2 separate regions of the Homo sapiens genome follow, and region 1 is linked to region 2. Evidence: read pairs that join two places in POLR2A ChIA-PET (ENCODE). Cell type or tissue: A673. All regions are shown on one strand. Links, peaks and the distances in the headings refer to the core of each region. The heading gives the core; the rest is flanking DNA.

What was found. Peaks named below come from ENCODE experiments on the same cell type or tissue, not always from the same donor. Only the 100,000 strongest peaks of a DNase experiment are listed, where the experiment ranks them.
Region 1: POLR2A ChIA-PET joins it to region 2 with 9 read pairs; 3 of 35 experiments call an interaction of 5 or more read pairs at or near these places.

Annotation. Positions count from the first base shown.
Region 1 is chr2:145,251,184-145,262,159 of GRCh38, reverse strand. LOC100505498 (a long non-coding RNA gene) reads right to left here. Exons shown (of 8, transcript XR_923410.3): 7 at 2,816-2,974; 8 at 1-279. Among named protein-coding and RNA genes, the nearest start is that of LINC01966, 370 kb to the right of the region's middle. In A673, for the core only: no CTCF peak of the experiment used is centred there; no DNase peak of the experiment used is centred there.
Region 2 is chr2:145,178,439-145,189,414 of GRCh38, reverse strand. It overlaps LOC100505498 (a long non-coding RNA gene), which reads right to left. Exons shown (of 8, transcript XR_923410.3): 5 at 2,610-7,211; 6 at 275-547. Among named protein-coding and RNA genes, the nearest start is that of LINC01966, 300 kb to the right of the region's middle. In A673, for the core only: a CTCF peak has its summit at 2,892; DNase peaks (open chromatin) are centred at 3,994 and 4,514; H3K27ac peaks cover 990 bases.

The DNA of each region.
Region 1 (10,976 bases), core at 2,644-7,643, 73 kb before region 2:
AAATTCATTTTATTGAATAGTTTTGTTCAATTGAGTTGTCATTTATATATCATCATTGCAGCACTCTTATATTAGAACTCTTACTAATAGTAGATGTAGAGAAGAAAGGAAGAGATAATGAATAGACAACACATTTTAGGAAACATTCATTGGTAAAGGCAATTCTCTGGAACTTTGCAGAAATTTGTATAAAGCCCAAAAATATGGAAAGTTAGTACCTATAATTTCTGTAATTATAATCATCCTTCAATCATATTCCATATAGCGAATCCACATGACCTAAAGAAGAAAAAAAGGTTTGAAGAAATGAGACTTAGATTTTGAATGATAAACAGACCTGAGAATTTCTCCAACAGGGTGAAATCACAAGCAAATAATTGGGAAAGGTGAGGAAGTGCCTCTCAATTCTACATAGCAGTGCGAGAAAGACATCCAAAATGATGGTAAATTGTTTCTTCTTCACATTCTAATAGACACAGTTTCTGTGAAGAAGCATAAAACATTTTTTCCTCCTGTAAAACACCTGTGTCTAGTAATTAATATGTATCATCCACTGTAATATGAATAAGGAGAAAATTCATAGGAGCAGGCTGATGAATCTTAGCAGACATTCTTTTATTCCATGACTATGTCTAATATAACCCTTAAAAAGCTGTAATAACATTTAAAAAGTAGTATCTTCTACTGCTCAGTGGAAATGTGGCAGAACATATGTAAGCAGAAAAAATAAACATGAGCATAACTGATTTAGAAGATAAAACATAAAAACAAGGGTTTTCAAAGTCAAGTCAATGAAAATATTGATAACAAGTGATTTTGTACATACAAGTCAGATATTTTATGGATCTGGGAGCCATAGCTTTTTTTCAGGTAGGAAATAAATACTATTTCTAAAGACCCTCAGTCCTAAAAATGTCTGCATCTCTGTCACTTAATGTAAAAATGGCACATAACAGGTACGCAATAAATGCTTCTGGGAAATTGAACAAATGAATTGCAAAGTTCATAATGATGCAGTCCCTGGTTTAGTGAGTTTAATAGACTATAGAAACGTATTTGAACATCAGATCTGTACATCTACGGTATTTTAGCTGGTAGAGCTGAGTAAACATCACACTGTAATAATCTCTCATGCATATTTTAGTCATTTGGATAATCTAAAAATACCAGTGCCTACCTCAAACCTCAGAGATTCTGATTCAATTGTTCTAGTATAGGAGGTGGGCATCAGTACTCTTAAAAGCTACCCAAATTATGGTACTGTGTATACCACTGGAATTAGACCGAATTGTCTATGCTACCAATTTGGTGGTCATAAGTGTCACCTATAAGCAGTAGATAGTCATCGTTGGGTTTCCAGCAGAAACCTAAGGAGACTAAATATTTTAGTCATACTGACTCTACAAGGATGTGCATATTTTTAAGGCAGACTTAGTAAGATTCATCATCTGAGTCTGCTAATTTTTTTAGCAAATATATATTGAGTGCCTAGTATGTGTAGGCAGTGTCCTGGCAATGGGAATACAGCAAAGAGAAAGTTAGTCAAAGTCCCTACTATAATAAAAGAGAGATTATTCCACCTCATACCAAAGTATTCTAGTGTGATTGAAGGGACTACTACCCTCCCCACCACCCCACCACCACCCCAAAAAAGAAAGCAGTAGGCAATGGGAATACATAACAGGAAGAGCCCCTAGATATAACAGCCCCTAGATTAGGGGCTCAGGATAGGTCCTGAAGGAAGACCTGAAATTGTAGGGACCAGTGGAGAGGGCATTCTTAGCCAAAAGGAGTATGTATTAAAAAAGACATAGCAAAGGGTTTTTGAGGTTGAGGAACTGTAGGTCATTGTGGTTGAAGCATAAAGAGTGAGGGGGCACATGGCTTTTAGCTGAAGCTGGTGAGGTATGTTTAGTCAGATAATGAGAATGGAGAGCTATTGTATTTAAGATATTTAACTTCCTGAACAGTTGCCAATTCTGTCCAATTTTCCAGTTCACACTATTTAACTCTCTCTCTACCCCCTGTCACTAACCTAATCAAAACTACCATATCTGTCTCCTAATTTCTCCTGTTTATTCTCTTACTGAAACCAGTATAATCCTTTGAAAATAAACATAAATGTTATAATTTCATGCTACTGCTTGAAGTCTTACAATAATTTCTTAATGACAAGGAAAATATTTAGAGCTTATTATGGACTTGTGTCATCTGACCTCTCTCTCTCTCTCTCTCGGATCATCATGTCATCACTTGCCACTCTTCCACCGCCATATTGAATTTCTTTCAATTGTTCCGATTTGCCAGACTTTCTCACACAGGTTTTCTCCTCTGCCTGCTTGTCATGTGTGATTTAACTTGCTTATCAGAAAACTTACTCTGTGGTTTTTTTTTTTTTTTTGTCCCAGCTAGACTATAAACCAACATGTATCCTAAACTCCTAGCACAGAACTGGTCCATATTTATTGAATGCACCTGTAAGAGAAAGAATAATTGCACTTGAGATCCTATACTAAAAATTTCTGGGCTGGTCAAATGAATAAGCTTTTCTTCAATACTTTTTAATGGAAAATTAAAGTTTTTAATAGCTCATGGCATATTTATTCCACATGTAGCAATAAATTTTTAAAACATTAAAAATGGCTTGTGATATGGTTGTGTTTAACAAGTGACGATCTCTTTCTGAGCTTCAGCGGAGATCAGAAACTGATGGGGTAAAGAGCAGGCACCACTCACACAGTATGTGGGCATTGAAGTAGTCATTTACCACTTGCAACACTTAGCCACTTCCACAACTCTCTCTGACAAATCTTACCACAAAACCACATGCTCCTCCAATTGCTTGACAGAAGTTCGACTTGAAAAGGTTTCCTTCAGTGTAGATTTTCTTTGTTTCCAGTTAGTGATAGAAGTAAAGCCTATCACAACCTGTGTGAGCTCTGCATTCAAGATATTCTGTGACCCAAACAAAGGCCTAGGAGAGGTATGGGAAATGAAAATGGAATAGAGCAATCAGTATCCAGAAAATAGGACAACCCACATGGCCGTTCCCTGTAACACATGTTCAGATATTCTTGAAGAACCCAGATGACATGCTAGGTAGTTTATTTTCCAAGGGGAGTGATCTGGTAGGTAAAGCAAGACAATAATATTTGTTAAGTAGTAGCAGTGCTCAGAATTTTAGGTGTGAGGTGATCTCATGTTTTGAGGTGGTTTGTTTGGAGGAAGATCGGAGCAGATTTCTGGTAGCTGCTTAGCTGTGCAAAGAGATGAGACAGCAAACAAAGACAATGTTACTCTTTGAAAGATGTCTGGCTCAAATAAGCAATGTAGTGTTCAAAGCAATGCTTCATTTCCACAGGGACGAGCTTGCTGGAATATGGTTGTGAATCGGGGGAAATGTAGTGTCATAAAGAATGTGTAAGCCTGGTCAGAGAGTAGTTTCAGGTGAACAACCAGTTCCCTTGGCTGACAGGTGTCCTGAATTCCCCACAGGTGTAACTAATGTGCTAAGGGCTGAAAACTCCTGTCCACCTCAGGTAATAGAGATGAGGCTACAATCAACTACCAGACTAGCTGAGAACTGTGGCTTAGAACCCAGTTAAGCCAAAGCATATTGCCTGAAAGGACTTCAGTGCTGTTAAGGACAGCATGGAAGGAATTATAGATAGAGTTGCCTTTATCAATTGTTCTCATTTGTGCTTCATTTCTTTCTCAGCTGGGCCCTGGGTTTACCATGATTTTTCTACCTGCTCCATGGTTCTGGTGGCCCTGGTGCCTTATACCAAGTCAGTCCTCTACTATAGCATGCCCCGCTTCTTATTCATCCTTCTCCCAGCTGAAATATTTGCATCTCACATAGACCTCTCTGCCATAGTTTTAAAGCAATGTCACTGAAAAATGAAGCTCCTCTAGCAAGGAACAGGGGGTTAAAAAAGTTTGGGGAAAGGAACAAGGAAGGAAAAGCTTAATACCACAGTTTCTGGAACAAGATTGGTTGGGTATATATCCTTACTAACTGTAGGATCATGTTATCTTCCATCTGACCTCAACCTTCTTACCTATAAAATGGGTACAATAATAACAGCACTTACCTTGTTGGGTGGTTGTAAAGAGTGAGAAAATACAGGCAACATGCTGGCAACAGTGCTCAGCACAAAATAGCTTTCAATAAATCTTAGCTATTAATTATTGTTTTCTGACATTCCTCAAATCATCATGGCATTTTAATAGCTATCTATTCATCCAATATGGGATAGGAGATCAGACCTCAAAGAAATAAATACATCCGGAATATTCCAAACTATGTAGCTTTTTCTTTGAACTACCTATCATGTGACAAATAGTTAAAACTTCTGAAATACTGAATGTTCCACCACCTATAAATGGATTACTTACAGGATGCTCTTGTACTATATAGAGCTAAGCCTCCAAAATGACCTGAAGATAATAGCAATTATTGCTAAAGCCTAACTGAATTCATCTTGTCTCCCATCTTCCATGTGACTTTATAGTAGTTAAAAATTGATCTATTTTTAAAATAACAATTGTATAATTTAGTTTTCTTAATTGGAGTAGCATTTTTTCCTCTTTACTCCCCTGCTTTACACTAACTCTTCTTCTCTCCCCTGCCTTACACTAACTCCTCTTCATACATGAAAGCATTCTATATGTGTATGATGAATGCATAATAGGTAACTAAGATATGCATGGTAAAAGGTAAATGGTTTCTCTAATTAGGCTTAAATAAGACTGAATAATCAATGAAGATGGATAAAATAATCCTAACATTTTAATTATTTTGTTTTTACCAAGCTGTGTACACAGTGAGACCTAAAATCATAATTCTGAAGTAAATCACATTTAAAAAATTACAGCTTTATTTTTGCATTGATATATTGTGCAAAGATTTTCAGTTTCTTGAATACAGATTGTGGAATCAAATCTTGCTTTCACCATTTACTGCATGATGTTGGGCAAATCACTTAAGTTCTTTGGATCTCAGTTACATCATAAGTTACATGAGGATAATAAGATTACTTCCCTTGGTGTTATTTTGAAGTTTCCAAGATTCCTCCTGTTATTAATGTCTAGCTTTTTACCATTGTAACTGAAAAAGATATGTGATATTACTTTGACTTCCTTAAATGTATTAAAACTTGTTTGGGGGCCTCACATGTGATCCATTCTGGAGAATGTTTTATGTACGCTTGATAGAATGCATATTTAATTGTTGTTGGGTGGATATTATAGAGCAGTTTTGAAAAGGAATTTATCTTAATAAAATGCTTAGAACAGTATCTCACATAGAACAAGAGCTATGTAAATGTGTGTTTGCTATTTAAAAATACAATAGTCACACAGCAACGGTAAATTCCACTAATGTATGCCTTATATGGTACAATAAGACAGGCTGATGCAATTGTCAACTTAAGTCTTCTAAGCTTTCAAGCTCAGAGCACCAGAGGATGGCTGGGTGTTTTTGTATGTGTGCCTATCTTGGCTCTATCTTTAATATAGCAACTTTAGTTCACACTTTATTTAGCTAAATAAAAAATGTTTACACTTCCTTTAAGGCTGTTGGTCTTCCAGGCCTCTGGCAGCAGATACAAAAAAAAAAAAAATAATAACATCCTGCTTTGCATGGCCAAAGGTTGCACGGCTTCAAGAAAGTTGTACCAAATGTGTTTGAGGAAATACATGATAGGCTGCCCTTGCAAAGACTGCATGATGTTCCAGAGGAGTTTAGTCTTTACCTTTAGATTTCTATGCAGTTAGCTATTATCCTGAAATATTCCTGAACTCCCAGAGTGTAGCAAGCAGCTTCAGGAACTGGCAATGTTTATAAGTCCCAACTGAGTGTTTTCACTCCCTTGATCTCCAGTTCCAAAGGATCCATGTGGAGTTTGGTGACAAGTGGAATAATTTGAGTCTCTATTTGAAGTGGAAGCCTCATTGGCTGTTTTAACCTATGTACAGATTATAATTTCACAGAAGGAATATCTAATAGGCTTGTACACAAACTAAAGACTCAATAGGTGTCTTATCCCAATATTTTCCCATTTTGTAGTTGTATAGCAATAAGGACAGTACTACTTTTAGGGTATACATTAGGAACATAGAAGTAATAAAATTCCTTCTCTGACCAAGCCCCAATTCTTTTCAAAATTTTTGAGAAGGAGAGAGGGAAAAAGGGCAGTTAGTTCTCTTAACAATAATTGTGTATTAAAACCATCCCCAAACACAATGTCTTATGACAGCTATTTCTCAGGCACAGCCTACAGGTCTTTATGGTTGGGCTGATCTTGGCTAGACTTGGTGTGATTTGGTTTCAAGGGTATGTTTGGCTCAGCTCTGTTCCACATGTCTCTGATCCTCTTTGGACCAAAAGTATATATATACTTAAAACATGTTTTTTTCCTACCAAAATGCAGAGGGGTAAGAATACAAGCCCAACAATGCAAGCCCGGTCTCAAGGCTCCCATACATTCGCCGATTATCTAATTTTTCAAAACAAGTCAAAGATTGGGAAAGTACATTCTGCTTACCATGAGACCATGGAAATAAGTTAGGGGTGGGAGAAGGGTGGTATTGATAAGTAAGGAGTGAATACATGCTGAAAATGAATTTGAATAACTAGATGAACAAACTCATGGATAACTAACTGAATTTCCAAAGTAAAAGTACCAAGATGATTGTTTCCAGCGGCTAGATATTGGTTCAATTTGCCTTTAAGAGGTATAGATACATATACTTAGGGTTGTTTTGTTTAGGCAGAAAAGGGGAGTATCATCTCTCCATAAGGTCCTTGGCCCATATTCTCCTCACCTCTCTATAAACACTAAGTGCCAGAAAAACATCCTTGGTTCATGCCTCAAGCCATATACATATAAAGGGAACAGTTTCTTCTCTTCTCTGAATAATTTATGGCTTTTTCCCTTCGATCCTCTTACTGTGAAACTATAATCCATATGACTATCAAAAATCACAAAGTTGCCAATCTAAAGCAAAAGTGTTCTTGAAATCTGTGAACCCAAAAAAGTTTCATTAATTATTACTGTATGGACTGCAAACTGTGATTGTAGAGATTCAAGAATGAACAATACAGGAATGCCCCCTTCTCTTAAGGAAAGTAAGTATAGTTGGGAATATAAACAGGCTATTGTATAATACTGCATGGAAACTGCTGTGATAAGATGAGCAGAACATGATAGATAATGGAAGAGAAGCTCTGCATTAAAGGAAGGAAGCTGAGGTTGTGCCTCTATAAAGTGAGACAAAGAGTGGAATATGTATGTGTGTGTGCATATCTGAGGCACTGCTGATACTGAGAAACCAGTTGTAAGGAAAGGCCATGGTTCTGCAAGAGTGAAAGGCTTAAAATGATATTCTGGAAGAAATTGAGTTACTAGTAACGGTAAGGTCTAGGGTATTACCTTGAGAGTGAGTGTCTGAGGAAAGGCAGAGGCCAAGGAATGAAGAGGCCAGGGAATCAGAAAGATCATCTATGAATCTGCAGATATCAAATTCCTCAGGAACTATGTTAGGAGTATTCCTGGAGAAAATATCAGCAAACTTAGAAATTAAACCTTTAAGCAATGAGAGTGGCCCAGCACATCTGTGTAAAGGGCTGCGAGTTGGAGGAGGAGTGGGTGGGGTTGTCTGATGATTTGAAGCTGAAAGCTGGGTGTTTTCTCGGAGGAAAATGATGTAGTAGTTGAGCAAGGAAAACATGTACTCAACCTTCCTACTCAATAATAGGAGAAGAGTGGGAGCAAAATCAGGCACCAATTGAGAGAGCTGAAGAGAAGAAAGTACCTACAGGTGAGAATTATAAAGGGAATTTTTTTTAGAACAATAAGGTGAGGGGAATATTCAAAGAAGAAGATTAGGATTGATCTATGGGGAGGTGCACGGAAGACTTGCTATGAGTCAAAGAGGGCAAGGTGGAAGAGTGTTTAGGCGTCAGGAAGGGGTAGAAATAGGAGCAGACACACAGAGATGTGTGGAATAGAAGGCAGGGAATTAGAATTTGGGTTTATCATGGTAACGGACATAAACATCAATAAAGAGCATGAGTAGATTGATCCTCATGGTCTCAAGGCATAAAGTTGTGTTGAGCCTATCAGCGTGAGGGTAACGAAGGGCTGCACGTCTTTCCAGGAGCACTCAGTGTTCTGGGCTACTTATAGACTCCATTCTGTGGAAGGCCAGGAAGAGGAGGAGAGGTTGGGAGCCAATTAATGGAAATTAAGCATAAGAAAAGTAGAGAGAACCCACCACATTCTAAAAGAAAGCTGACTCAACTCTTCTCTGTTTAAAGAAAGCAACTCAAATCTCTTCTTCCTGATGAATCCAGGAGTCACAGAACCTGTTTGTCTCTTTTGCTTCTAATTTTTCAACACTTTCGGTTTAGTGTGTTGGGTTATACATACCTATATTAACATAATCTACTCCATTACACAAATGTAATATAACACCTTGTTTGAGAGAGTCAAATACCTTGAGTCCAAAGTCTAGCCCTTTTAGTAACCAGAAATGTATTTAACTTCTTATGTCTCAGCCTTCATGCAAGTAAAAGTGAGATAATAATAGTACATAGCACATAGGACTGTTGGGAGAACTCTATTAGTTAGTTATATAAATATATACAATATCATAAAAGTTCTCAGACATTTTAATGGCCTAAAATACATTGTATATTTTCAAGAAGGAGGTGTATTACCTGAAAAATGAGATTTGTATTAACACAGAAATGCATTTGAATTCTTACTAGTGATGTAATATTGGGCAAGTTACTTAATCTCTCAAAAAAAATAGTTACATATATAAAATCTATTTTACAGAACTTATGGGAATAGAAGGACCTAGAACAAAAGACCAGATCTTCTTGTTTCATTTGTGAGTTGGCTTATTAGGAAATTTGTTACTTGATGATGGGTATTCTAACATATAAAACATATGTTTTAATTATTAAATAGCATATTATAATTTATTAATAAGTCTTATGACAGCTTACACAGAACCCTCAGTGAGGGCACATGTGGCAATGGTGGTGTGTAAAACTAGTGACTAAACATCATTGCCTTAAATATTATTATCACAAATGCATTTATGGCTCAAATCATTCTTGTCTAAATTAGATGAGGTATAAATCATATCATTTCCTGTTTGGGGTCTTGCTCCAGTGAAAAGAAAAAAAAGTCTTTCTACTGTGAAACTCCCTCTTTTTCATACTCTCTGATCCTTCTACCTAAGTAGAAAATGTCATAATAAGGGAATACATTTTTTGATGGAAGTGAATTCACCTTATATCTGGATTAAATCCTTGTGAACTCTGGGATGAATGAGAGCTTTATTTCTCCCACCAGGGAATTATGTCCTAAAATTATCCACCAGTCTGTTTGCCTTACAGCCTCCTCTCCATCTCCTCTAACTGTCCCTGTGCTCTGAGCAGTGGCTCTGTTCTGCATTGCTTGAGTGCCTATGATGCCAACGCTATGGAAATATTTTCATATTTAGGAATCAAGTGTTAAGGCTTTGAAGGCTCAAGAGTCTAGGGGATGTTTATGAGGCGCTATTTGACAGAACAATCAGCAATGGCCCCTAGTGCAATGGAACTGTAGAGAGTCTGTCCTTATTTTAGGACTGAAACTTCACCAACACTATACATTTGAAGAAGACTGGGACCTCTCTGAGCATTAGACTGTGAGGTAACAGAAATAACTGTCATGATAAAAAAAATTGCTAAAAAATAACTCAAAGCTATTCTGAAGAAATAGTTTGCCTCTCTCAGTAAAATAATCCTGAGAGGATTAGAGGTGAATCCTTTAAGGCCACAGATGTTTCTCACTATTATTATGGCTCTGTAATTCACTATCATACTAGCAACCACACAAAGATGATTTGTAATATGGATAATATATATCTTTAATGCTCAATAATCACATTTATTATCAGGTAATACATAATGTTATTTGTGCTTCATATTTTAAAATGGCATGTAAAGTAATGAGTAAAAGAATTCATCAGCAGTGTTGACAAGATTTTTAATTCATCGGTTTCCTTTGGTATTTTTCTTAAATAGAATAAGTAAGCAATGTAACCCTTACGTAAAACACATCTCAGTTTATGTTTATTCTGCTTTTTTATTGCACATTTGAAAATTAATAATTCAATGTTCTAATATTAGCTGTCATCTTAGCTGTGATAAAATTAATAATTCATCAAAATGATATCAAACAAATGGTGCCTTTTTTTGTTCTGGATGAGAAATAGTCCTCTCAGCTTTGAGAAACTACAATTGGTGAATTTATTTCTTTTATTTTGGGTCAACTAATATTTAATCATTTAAGCTATAATTTTAATGCTTTCATTTTAAATATAAAAATATGCATACATCACAATTGATGCTAAGAAAACAACCTTCTTTTTGTTACAGTAGATTGTTCCTACCCTTGCTCATTCCTTGGCAGATAAGCTTTCTTCAGAAAAAACAAGAAAAGTCATGTTTTGGAAAAGTTAAATATAAATGAAATGATGCCTTTCATTCTGGCTGATGTTATACTTGCACCTTTTCTAGGCTACAATTCATTGTAAGTATGTCATCGGACTGATGGGTACAATAGTCAGAGACGCGGAACATTTTTTTTCTGAATAATATATTTCCTTGAATTCATTTAAATATATTTTAAGTTAAAATAATGTGTTCTTAAGTGTTTATTTTCAGTTTTAAAAATGTGAGCTTAAAACACCTGCTTTCAAAAGTCTTTATATTTTTCTTCATTCTTTGACAGAATCTTTGTCTCTTTAATTATAGATATTGTTTTTGGGGTCCCAGGATTGGGAGTGGGAGTTATAATAAACCCATTTATTTAAATCCTTCCTGTTTCATTCCCATAATTTTTTCTTGGGTGAGTTAGCAGGAGATTATGGTAGTATAGAGCAAAGCATTGCTGCTTATATTAAGGCCCAAG
Region 2 (10,976 bases), core at 2,560-7,559:
AGTAGAAACGGGGTTTCACTGGGTTGGTCAGGCTGGTCTCAAATTCCTGAGCTCAGGCAATCCGCCCACCTCCGCCTCCTAAAGTGCTGGGATTACAGTCGTGAGCCACTGCGCCCAGCCCTATCTAGGCATTTTCTATCGTGTTTCTCAAAATTTCCCCTGCCTGCACCCACAGCCTGGTTCCAAAACCACTCTGAGAGTTTAGGTATTAGTTTTCCATACTAGTAACAAATTATCACAACCTTAGTGTCCTAAAACAATGCATATGTCTTACCTCACAATTTCTGCAGGTCAGGAGTCCTGGCACAGCTTGGCAGAGTCCTCTGCTAAGGACTGCAGTCAAGGTGTTGGCTGTGACTGAGATTCTCATCTGGAGGCTTGACAGAGGAAGAATCAGCTTCCAAGTTCACTCAGATTGCTGGCAGAATTCATTTTCTTGTAGCTACAAGGCTGAGGGAGCCGGCTTCTTGCTGGCCATTTCCTGGAGGCCTCCCTCAGCTCCTTACCATCTGGGCCTCCTAACATGGCCACTTCACTTTTTCAAAGTCTATAAGAGAGACAGAAAATCTCTAGAACAAGACAGGTTATTTTATCATGTGACATAATCATGAAGTGATAAAGTGACTCCTATCACTTTTGTCATATTCTATAGATTAGAATCAAGTCAAATTTCCCACCCAAGGGGAGGGTATGATACAAAGGGATAATATAGAAAGGTGAGTGTTAGGAGCTGAAAAATGCCCGCTTCCCCACAACCCACAAATTTATATGTCAAAGCCCACTGTACCCCAGAATGTAACTGTATTTAGAGATAAGGTACTATCATCTGAATGTTTGCATACCCACAACATTCATATATTGAAACCTACTCACCAAGGTGATGATATTAGGGGGTGGGACCTTTGGGAGATGATTAGGTCATGAGGGCTCTGCTGTTGTGAATGAGATTGCTGTCCTGATAAAAGAGACCCCAGAGAGATGCCTCACCCTTTCACCTTGTGAGGACACTTGAGAAGGCATCATCTTTGAAGCAGAGTGAGCCATCACCAGACACTGACTCTGCTGGTGCCTTCATTTTGGACTTCCCAGTGTCTAGAATTATGAGCAATAAGTTTCTGATGTTTATAAATTACCCAGTCTAAGGTATTTTGTTGTATTAGCTTAATTAAACTCAGACATAAAGTCTTTAAACAGATAATTAAGTTAAAATGGGGTCACTAGGGCAGGCCCTAATGCAATGATGGGTGTTCTTACAAGAAGAAATTAAGAGACAGACAAGTGCAGAAGGAAGACCATGTGAAGACACAGAGAGAAGATGGCCATCAACAAGCCAAGGAGAGAGGCCTCAGAAGCCAACTCTGCTGACACCTTGATCTCAAACTTCTAACCTCCAGACTCATGAGAAAATAAATGTCTGTTGTTTCAGCCACCCAGTCTGTGGTACTTTGTAGGGTCATTGGGGTCACTTTTGAGTCTACTCACCACAACTGGGAATATTATTGGTGGTTTTAAGACAGTGTCCTAAGAAACTCTTGGAGTTTTTACAAGGTATTCAGAGGGCCCTCAGAAGGAGTGGGTGAGAGGAGCTAACAAATGAGACCCTAGGGTTTCCAACTCCACCTCAGTGAATGAGTTCCATTTTAATCTGTTGTATTTATTGGAATTTCTACCTAGTAAGAACTTTCCAAATTCAAAGAATCCCTATAGTCTTTTCTGATGTGTTCCATCTCAGGAATATATTGCTCTTAGAAATTTTATTGATTGTTAAAATAGCACTGAACTTGTATTTAGAGCTGACTTCTGATATCCAACCTTAGAGATTCCAGGTTTTGAACTTTGAACAAACTCCTAAACACTCTGGATTTTTGTTTCTTCAATCATAAAATTATGAGTTTGAACAAAATTATTCTAAATTTCTTTCCATCTCTTACTAAATTATAGCACTTTTCATATTTTACTTTGAATTACTTTGCTTCTACTCTTACAGCGGAAGGATAATTCTATATTATAAAAAGCTTGTTTTGCTTGATTAATAATAAGGATTTCTGAGAATTAAAAACAAAACATAGTAAAAGTACTGCATATATTTGTACTGAAAAAGAACTTGACACTATTTCTCCAGCATTAGCAAGATGTATGAGATTTGTGTTTTGGGCATTGATTACGGTTTTTATTCTGAATTATGTATCTTTGGGAAAGAAAATTAAATTAGTCATAATAGATTGGCTATTTTCATAAGTTCTATCAGTGTAGAAGTATCATAGCCAATTTTAAGAGAAAATATCTTCTATCTTAAACCTCAATAGTTTTTATCTTTGTATTTTCAGAGAATAATTTAATATTTCTGTGATGTTTCTTTGGTGTCTATAAAAGCAAGCTACAAATTAGAAAGTGAAAATAAACTTCTTTTGTTTAAATTCCAAAGACGTCATCTGTAATTTTATTGCTTTTAGCCATTTCACTCACTTGTATGGGACTTTGAATCAATGAATAATTCTTTTCCCTCACACCTGTTGTCTGAACTTTCTGCCATAGTTAAAAACTTATCATTTTGTTTTACACTGTCAAAACTCATCCAAGAAATAAAGTACACCTTTACCTTCACTCACCATAACACAGTATTTATTTCCTTTAGGCAGTAGTGGTTCAGAGTTTGAGGTTTGCATGAGGTAAAAAACTTCCAAACGTTCCTTTAATTATCTGTTGATATCTATTTTGGTTCTTTCATTTTCAGTTCCTACAATGAAGGTCCCAGAACAGAACTTACATGAATACTTAGAAGGCCAAGTTTCTAAACCTTTACCAGACTAGCAAGAGATGTTCCATTCAAATAAGTTCTCTGATGTATGGGTGACAGGCAAGAGCTAAACTGACAGTGTTTGCTGAATTCTGCAAGCCCATAGGGGGCAGGATTCCACCTGCTTGGGATCTTCTACTGGCGTAAACTCAGGGACCAGGCTTTATAAAATGAAACGGGCTGCGAGGGAACAGCCAAAGTGAAGGCAGATTGTGTGCTCAATGACCGTATGGTTTTCATTATCTTGTTCTCAAGGAAGAATTCATCCAAAGAACAACCAAATGAAAGCAATGTGTAAACCATGTCAACCCATCCTTGGATGGATGTGCCACATTTGCTCCATTATTGGTGGTGATTGTATAAAGGTGGGGAAAAGGGAGAGGAAGTGGGAAAAATGAAGGTAGTGCAAAAAGAAGGTGCAGAAGGAGCAAGAAAAAAGAAATGTCAGCCACTCAGCTGTCTCATTATGTAGCTTCCCACACTCACCAAAGATGTAATTCATCCTGCAGGTGCAAACATTGTTGGCTTTCTCATGGACTCTTGACGGATGGACCGGATGCATGTTTCCTTACCCCAGATGCTCTTTAGCAACACCAGCAATGAGATAGGGGATTGTGTGCACCTGAATCAGCACATTCACTGAGTCTTATTTGTCTTGTTTCTTAAATAACCAGTAGTGTTGTGCACAGAGCGACAACAACCAGGCAGAGGAAGCTTTTTTAAATATTAAAAAAATGGCCAATCTAAACACTTTTGTGAGTCACTTCTTAATAATTGCCTCTAAGATAAGTATGTCATTACTGCTCTGATACTCATCACCCACAGACTCACTAGTGGATGATTATCAGATCATGTGACAGCATTGGACCCTGTAATAAAATTCATGCTCATGTTTTCCACAAGATTTTCAAAAATTGAAGATGAATTTTCTACTATAAACTGAGAGAAAATTAGATTTTCAAGTTATCTGAACAGATAACATATTAGAAATGGGAAGGTTCCTGCTCTCTGAATCAGCTTCTCCTCCCCTCCCCTCCCGGCTCATTAGCTCCCACCAACTTTGAGGATTCCAAGATCCCAAACAAAACTGATTCTTTTCTGGTTGAAGTTCCATTGACTCTTGGCAAAATGTAACTTCCTGGTTCAAAGAAAAAAAGCTTGTAAAAAAAAAAGCTCACAAGGCTTCTTAGACATCAAATGGGTCTTATGAAACCACATTTTGATGAGCTAAGTGTAAATGAATCAGAAACACATGGATTAAATTTCCCTTGAAATACACATGGGTTTGAAAATTAAGGAAAAACTGTTTAGCCAAATGTGTTTTGGGTTTCCTTGAACTGAAAACATTTGAAAAAAAAAAAAAAAGAAGTCAAGGCATTTGCTAAACCCGAATACACTGTTGTGTTTGCTCAACCCTCCTTCAAACCAACTAAATTTCCACGAGGCTTCCTCCATTCCCCTGTGGTTTGTTTTGTCACCTCTGTCTTGACACTTTACAGACCAAACTCAAGTTCCATTAAAAAAAAATAGACCGTTGGTCATCTACTTAAATATGAGGGAGCTATTAAAACACCCAGCGAATCAGAGACATTAAGGGATAGAAATCACCCATTAGGTCATGATTTCTGTCCTGAGGGTTGGAACACATGCACTCACAGCTCTCTAGTGCTTTACCCAGTGTAGTTTTAAATGTCTCAAGTGACAGAACTTCCACCAGCTCCCTTGGGAGAATATTGTGCATTCTAATAGATTTTGCCATTAGGAACTGTGCCTAAGTCTATAACAGAGGCACAGTGGGATGTCTAGGGTAGGGGGGAGGAATGATGGATAATTAACTCTTTCACTACTGCCTCATAATCACCTGTAGCATGTTCAGCAACTTTAGCATCTTAGTACTAAAGAATGTGCTATGTGTGTGTGAGTTTCCATTAAAAGAAAATTTGGTTAACGGTGTAAAATTGTGCCAATTTCAATGCAAAATAAGGCTTCACAAAGAACAGAACCATCACAAAAATACTGCGGTAAGTCATAAATATATTATCTTACCTGATAGATTTTACTATTTCTTAAAATACAGGACTTTGAAAGTCTTACGATTTTCACTGATCAGGAAATGTCTAATTAGCACTAACCTGAATCTCAACGCTCATAGTACTTGTATATGTATTCTATTACATATCATCTCCCTAAACCACCTTCCTCCTGCTGCCAATATATTTTCTTTAAACCACTTTGCAGCAAATGGATTTATCTCCCATTTCTGCTCTCCTCAGGAAAGTAACACATTTGTGAAGAAATATTTGTTTGTCTTTCTAGATAGAAAACAAAACCTAGCTTTCCATATGACTAACATGTTTTTAGAGGTCCTATGGCAGAGTTTACATTTAATTTGCTCCAGTTCTCATTCTACTTACAAATGAATTATAAAGCACATAATGACTTACATGGCCTGTCATACTGCTACTATGTTGACCTTTTCAAGATTCTGCATTGTGAACAGCTGAGAGGCACACCTCTTCCTTGCCAGTTACTGCAACCTGTAAAACTTAACCAATGGAGTGGCAGCAAGAATCAGGTAAGGGGAAATGGGAAGCAACATGACCCTCTTGAGCTCTTTTTAATCTCTCTTGGCTATGGAGTGGCTTTTTATGTTTCACCCAACCTTGTCATTCCTTTTAAAACGGCCATTTTTTCCTCCCCTACCCTGTTCCTTACATTATCTTGCCCCTCTCTGTGCTCGTTTCTGTGGCAGTCATACAAAACGAGGTCCCTGTTGGGGTATGGAGTTCAGACATTGGTATCCAACTAGCTCTCTCTTTCTCTGGTTTTTGTTTTTGTTTTGTTTTGTTTTGTTTTTGTTTGTGTGTTTGTTTTTTATCAATTTTAAGATTTGGGAAGGGAAAGTAGGAATTGAGTTGAATAAGCATTTTTGATTGTTGCTATACTTATCTACTTGCTTAAAGATACTTTAAATAATATTTAAATCTGAGGAGTTGCCTTTCAATTACTATATCCTTTACCTAATGATACTTATTATTAGCAAGTAGAACTGGGTCATTTTCCTCCCTCAATTACACCAAAATGTGAAGTTGCTTTCCCCAGACTGTATATATCACTATTAGAGCTTTGGCTTACCATGGTTTTGTCCAGCAACAGATCTAGCATTGTGTGTTTTTTTTTGTTTGTTTGATCTCATAAGTCAATCCTTGTGACCCTTTTAATGCCTCTGAATTTCTTCTAATGGTTCCTTTTCCTCCCTTGCTTAAACAAATTGCTAATATTTAACAATTTCTAAATTTTGTTTTCAAAAGTGGAAATTGCACTTTTTAATATTTGTGCTGGTTTGAATTCACATCAAGTTTTGCAAAGCACAGACTAAAACACACATACGCTATTGCCAGTTGGGAGCAACCAGGACCAAAAAAGCGGGGAACTACTGTTTATTTTTCTTCCTTGAAAATCACGTGATATTGATGTGATTCCAAGCAAATAGTATGAACAATATTCTGAATCTAGCTACTGAGTTCTGTATTCTATTCTGGATTTGTTAAGTTTCTGAGTAAAGGAGTATTTATTTTATCATCTAGAAAAATGCTTTAAATTAGGTTTCATGCTCAAAAAGACAGAAATAATTGGCTCAGTTCTTTACAAAGAGTTAAATTTTGAGATTATGGTAAGCATATGATGCATACTGCCATATTATGCCACTAGCTTGTTTTTTTTTGTTATTGGCAAAAGTGAAATTAGATTCAGTAATGCATACAGTGTGATGCCTTCGGCTTACACAAACTTAGTAAAGTCTAAAAATCTATCAGAAGGAGCTGTTGGCAAGGCCGTGCTCATCTAAGTGTGCATATTTACTTTTCTACTTCTTATATAATGGATCCTTTAAATAAAAGTCACTATGTAGTTCATCTTATTAAGGACATCAAATAAGTCATTGTCTGAACGGGAAATCAAATTCAAGATTTGTTTCTTTAAAGTGATTTTATTCTGTCTTACAAATACATGTTATTTCAAAAGGAGATATTAATAAATCCTTGAAAGCCAACATTTTCTATGCTGTGATCATTCCATAGACATTGAGGAAAAAAAGAGAAAATATTTATAAAGCATTTAGTGATGAGTAATTCACAAGGAAATAATTATAAATACAAGTCAAACAAATTGGCAATTGTTTGCATTTCAAATTAGAAATCACATGGAATGCAGCATTGCTCTGATTTGCTTTATGAGCATTTTAGGGAAAGCACTTCCTACCTACATTGGGGAGACTCACATGGAGGTCTAGCTGATAGAGCATTAGTGTGAGAGTCTGGATTTCATAAAGTCTCTCCTGGCTCTATCAGACCTTGCTGTGTGGCCTGGTGGAATTTACTCTGGATTTTCTGTTTCAGTTTCCTCATCAGTGCAGCTGGGAATAAAAAGAAAGAAAAAAATGTTAAAGATATTAATGGTCAAGCTCACTAAACATTTATTAGGACCAAGCCATGTTTTTCTCTAAATGTACTCATGTCTGCTCACCTTCTCAATTCTATATAGTTTTGAGACAATCATGAGGACCTTGCATGTCTAAGAGAAGAGAAAATGCAGTTGAAGAGATGACAGGACTGACCCAGGGCCACTGTATCAGAACAACTGGATAATGCCTCATTTATAGCAGTGCTCAACAAATATTACTTAATGTGATCCTATGATGTTCAACCCAGATTTGCCACAGACGGACTTTCCTTGCTTATTAACTCCTTAATTGACACTGTCAGCAACATCTGCTTGTTTTCCCCTATATGTAGCATCAGATAGCAAAAAGGTAGAGCTCTTAGGTCTCTTCTAAATAGGCATGCTTAAAAACCACAAAATATTCAGACTTAATGCTTAATTGCATTCTCAGCTAATGGAATGAAGAAGAGTAAGTGGCTAGGGAAGGAGACAGGTTAGACTATGTGGAGAGAGTCATGCCAGCCCCAAATTTGGTATTTGCCCACACACAGGCAAACCAGCATTAAAATATGTTACATGAAAATGCATGCATGATTAATGTAATTTGTGATCATTCTTTTTTCTTTTGTCTAGGTAGTCTTGCTCTGTCACCCAGGCTGGAGTACAGTGGTGTGATCATAGCTCACTGCAGCCTCAGCCTCCAGGCTAAAGTGATTCTCCCACCTCACCCCATCGAGTACATAGAACCACAGGGCCACACTAACATGCCCGGATAATTTCTTTTTTTCTTTTTCTTTTTTTTTTTTTTTTTTAAGAGATGGGGTCATCCTATGTTGCCCAGGCTGGTCTCAAACTCCTGGGTTCAAGAAATCCTCTTGTCTCACCTCAGCCTCCCAAAGTGCTGGGATTACAGGCGTGTGCTACCACACCCAGACTGTGCTCTTTCTTTCCTTAGATTGACCCATGCATGTTTCAGTTAATCTATGCACAGACAGTAAGAAAAAATAGTGACTTTTATGTAGGGGGGATTATATTATCAGATTTGCTTGGGGATGCCAAACTTACATTCTTTGTCCCCATTCCTGTTAGCCATGTCCTAGTTTTTTTTTTCATTCTTTCTTTTCTTTTTTTTCTTTTTTTTTTTGAGACAGAGTCAGTTCATAGATGACTGTGCCAAAGACAAAAATTTAACAAATATAACTAAAGAAGACAGGTTTGCATATCATTATAAAAGCAATGATTTCCATTTAGTTCAAATTAATATTTTTCATTAATTTTGCTCAGGTTTCAGACCAAATTTTCTTATGTACATACAAAAGTGGAAATGATATCTGCTGATGTATTGGCTCTATTAACAGAAGAACTTTGTAAATGGTGAAATGATGGTAGTTTTGTATTCTTTTGATTAGATCCTTCAGAGAAACAAAAAAAGACTTAGCTTAGGCATTGCATCCTCTAAAAAGCCATCTTTGACTGCCTTTGGGACAAGCATTTTTAGAATGCCTTAAATATAGTACATGGGTAATAAATTCAACAAGCACTACAGTAGGAAAATATTATGTATGTATATATATGAAGAAAGATCCTTCAAAAGGACAAGTTAATTCCCATAATCAGTATTTTCATCCAATTTATAAAATCAAAGGGAAGTTTAGAGTAGTTCGCTTTGCTAAAATGAATCAAAATTAAAAATTAAAATTAAAAGTTAAAATTAAAAATAAAATTGTTCTGTAATTATAACATAAATATAAATATTGGTAAAGGAAATTATCATTTAAAAAATACTCTTACTAAATTAAGAAACATTTGGAACAGAAATACACTTGAATTGGCTAGGTTGCATACATAATTTATAATTTTGTTTCCAAACTATGAAAATCTCCAATTGAAATAGAAGTATCTGTAGTCAGAATTTATAATTTTTAAAAATTTCTACACCTCAGGACTAACTAAAATACAGAATTTTTTGGATGAAGCAGATGAGTAACGATAATTTTATATAAAAAATAGCAATAAATTTTTTTCATTGTCCATCAACAAATCGATTTTAAAAATGTTTGAGCCTTTGAAAAGCTGCTTTATAAGAAAACCTAAATATTCTAAAATAGTATTAAAACTTTTATAATTTTATATTACTCTTAGTAATCATTTGGAAGTCCTCCCTAAAGTATTTTTTTAAATGAGGCCCCAGAAATTGTCATTTTGAATGATCAGTTTTGTAATATAGGATAATGAAAAACAAGCCTCGCAAACAAAAAAGAATTAAAATTTATACTTGTAATGACAAAGGGAAAACTGAGAAATTTAAACAATGAATGCTCAAATAGTGTTCAATATTTACCTTTTAAATTCTAAAATTGTCCTGTAAAAGATCTTGAAAATTTAATCATGACAACTTTGTTTTCCTGAAAAGTGGCATCTTATAAAAATAGTTATGCATTGGCAAAAGTGAATGCAAATGAAGCAAAAAGTCAGTACCTGTGAAAATATTTAGGTGGAATCACATTCATATTTTTACTATTTTTTGCTTAATTTTATATTTTTAATGTGGCTACTAAAAAATTTAAAATTAGATATGTGGCATTACAGTGTTATAAACTGATGCTGGCATAGAACCAGTTTAGTGGTTATGTGTTACTTGATTTTTAAAATTGACACTACTTTAATACTACATCCTGCCTGCCAACCCCACAATTCACTACTCACTCTTTGTCCTGCTTTTATGTGCATATTTTTATACTTAAGAAAATTAGAAGTCAGAATATCCACTCTTTAGCAGAATTTGCTACTAAATTCTACTTACCAAGCACTTCATTACCTGTTAACTGATAATTTCCTCATTTAAAATATTATGGCCCATAAAGAAGAGTCAGTTAAAGGTATTAATATGTTCAAGTTAACTAACCATGAAAAGAAACTTGGAAGAACTTTGCAGGCAATTTTATGAAAAACTTAAAAAAATGAAAGCCTTTATGAAGATGTTAGCACGACTTTGTAAATCTATTTAAAAACATTAATTTGTATACTAAAATGGGTAAATTTTAGGGCACATAAATTATACCCTAATAAAGTTGTTTCAAAAAGATTAAAAATAAAAACACAGAGAAACAGAGTTTTTTTGTTTTAGGGACCAAAACCAGTAACACAATATTAGACACAGACACAAACAAACAAACAAAAAAATAATTAGCCAGGCATGGTAGCTCACACCTTTAATCCCAGCACTTTGGGAGGCTGAGACAGGGAGATCACTTGAGGCCAGGAGTTGGAGACTAGTCTGGGCAACATAATAAGACCTTGTCTGTACAAAAATAATAAAACAACTTAGCCAGGCGTGGTGGTGCATGCTTATAGTCCCAGCTGCTTAGAGGCTGAAGAGCGAGGATTGCTTGAGCCCAAGAGTTTGAGGCTGCAATGAGCCATGATTGTGTGATTGCACTCCAGCCTGAGTGACAGAGAGAGACTAAAATAAAAGTTTAAAAAAGAAAATGGACTAAGGTTCATGAAAATATACCAGAAATGATTGTTCTATTTTTATTTCTTCATAATATTCAATAAATAAAATATTTTGTTTTAATGGTTATGAATATATATTATATTTAAAAAGTTTTCCTTTTGAAAATATTTTTTGAATAAGCTAATATTAGTTTATACATAGACCTTTTGTGATCAATAAATAAACATTTCAAAATATCATATAAACTTTAATGCTTTTAGCACCCCCTTTTTCTATTAAAAG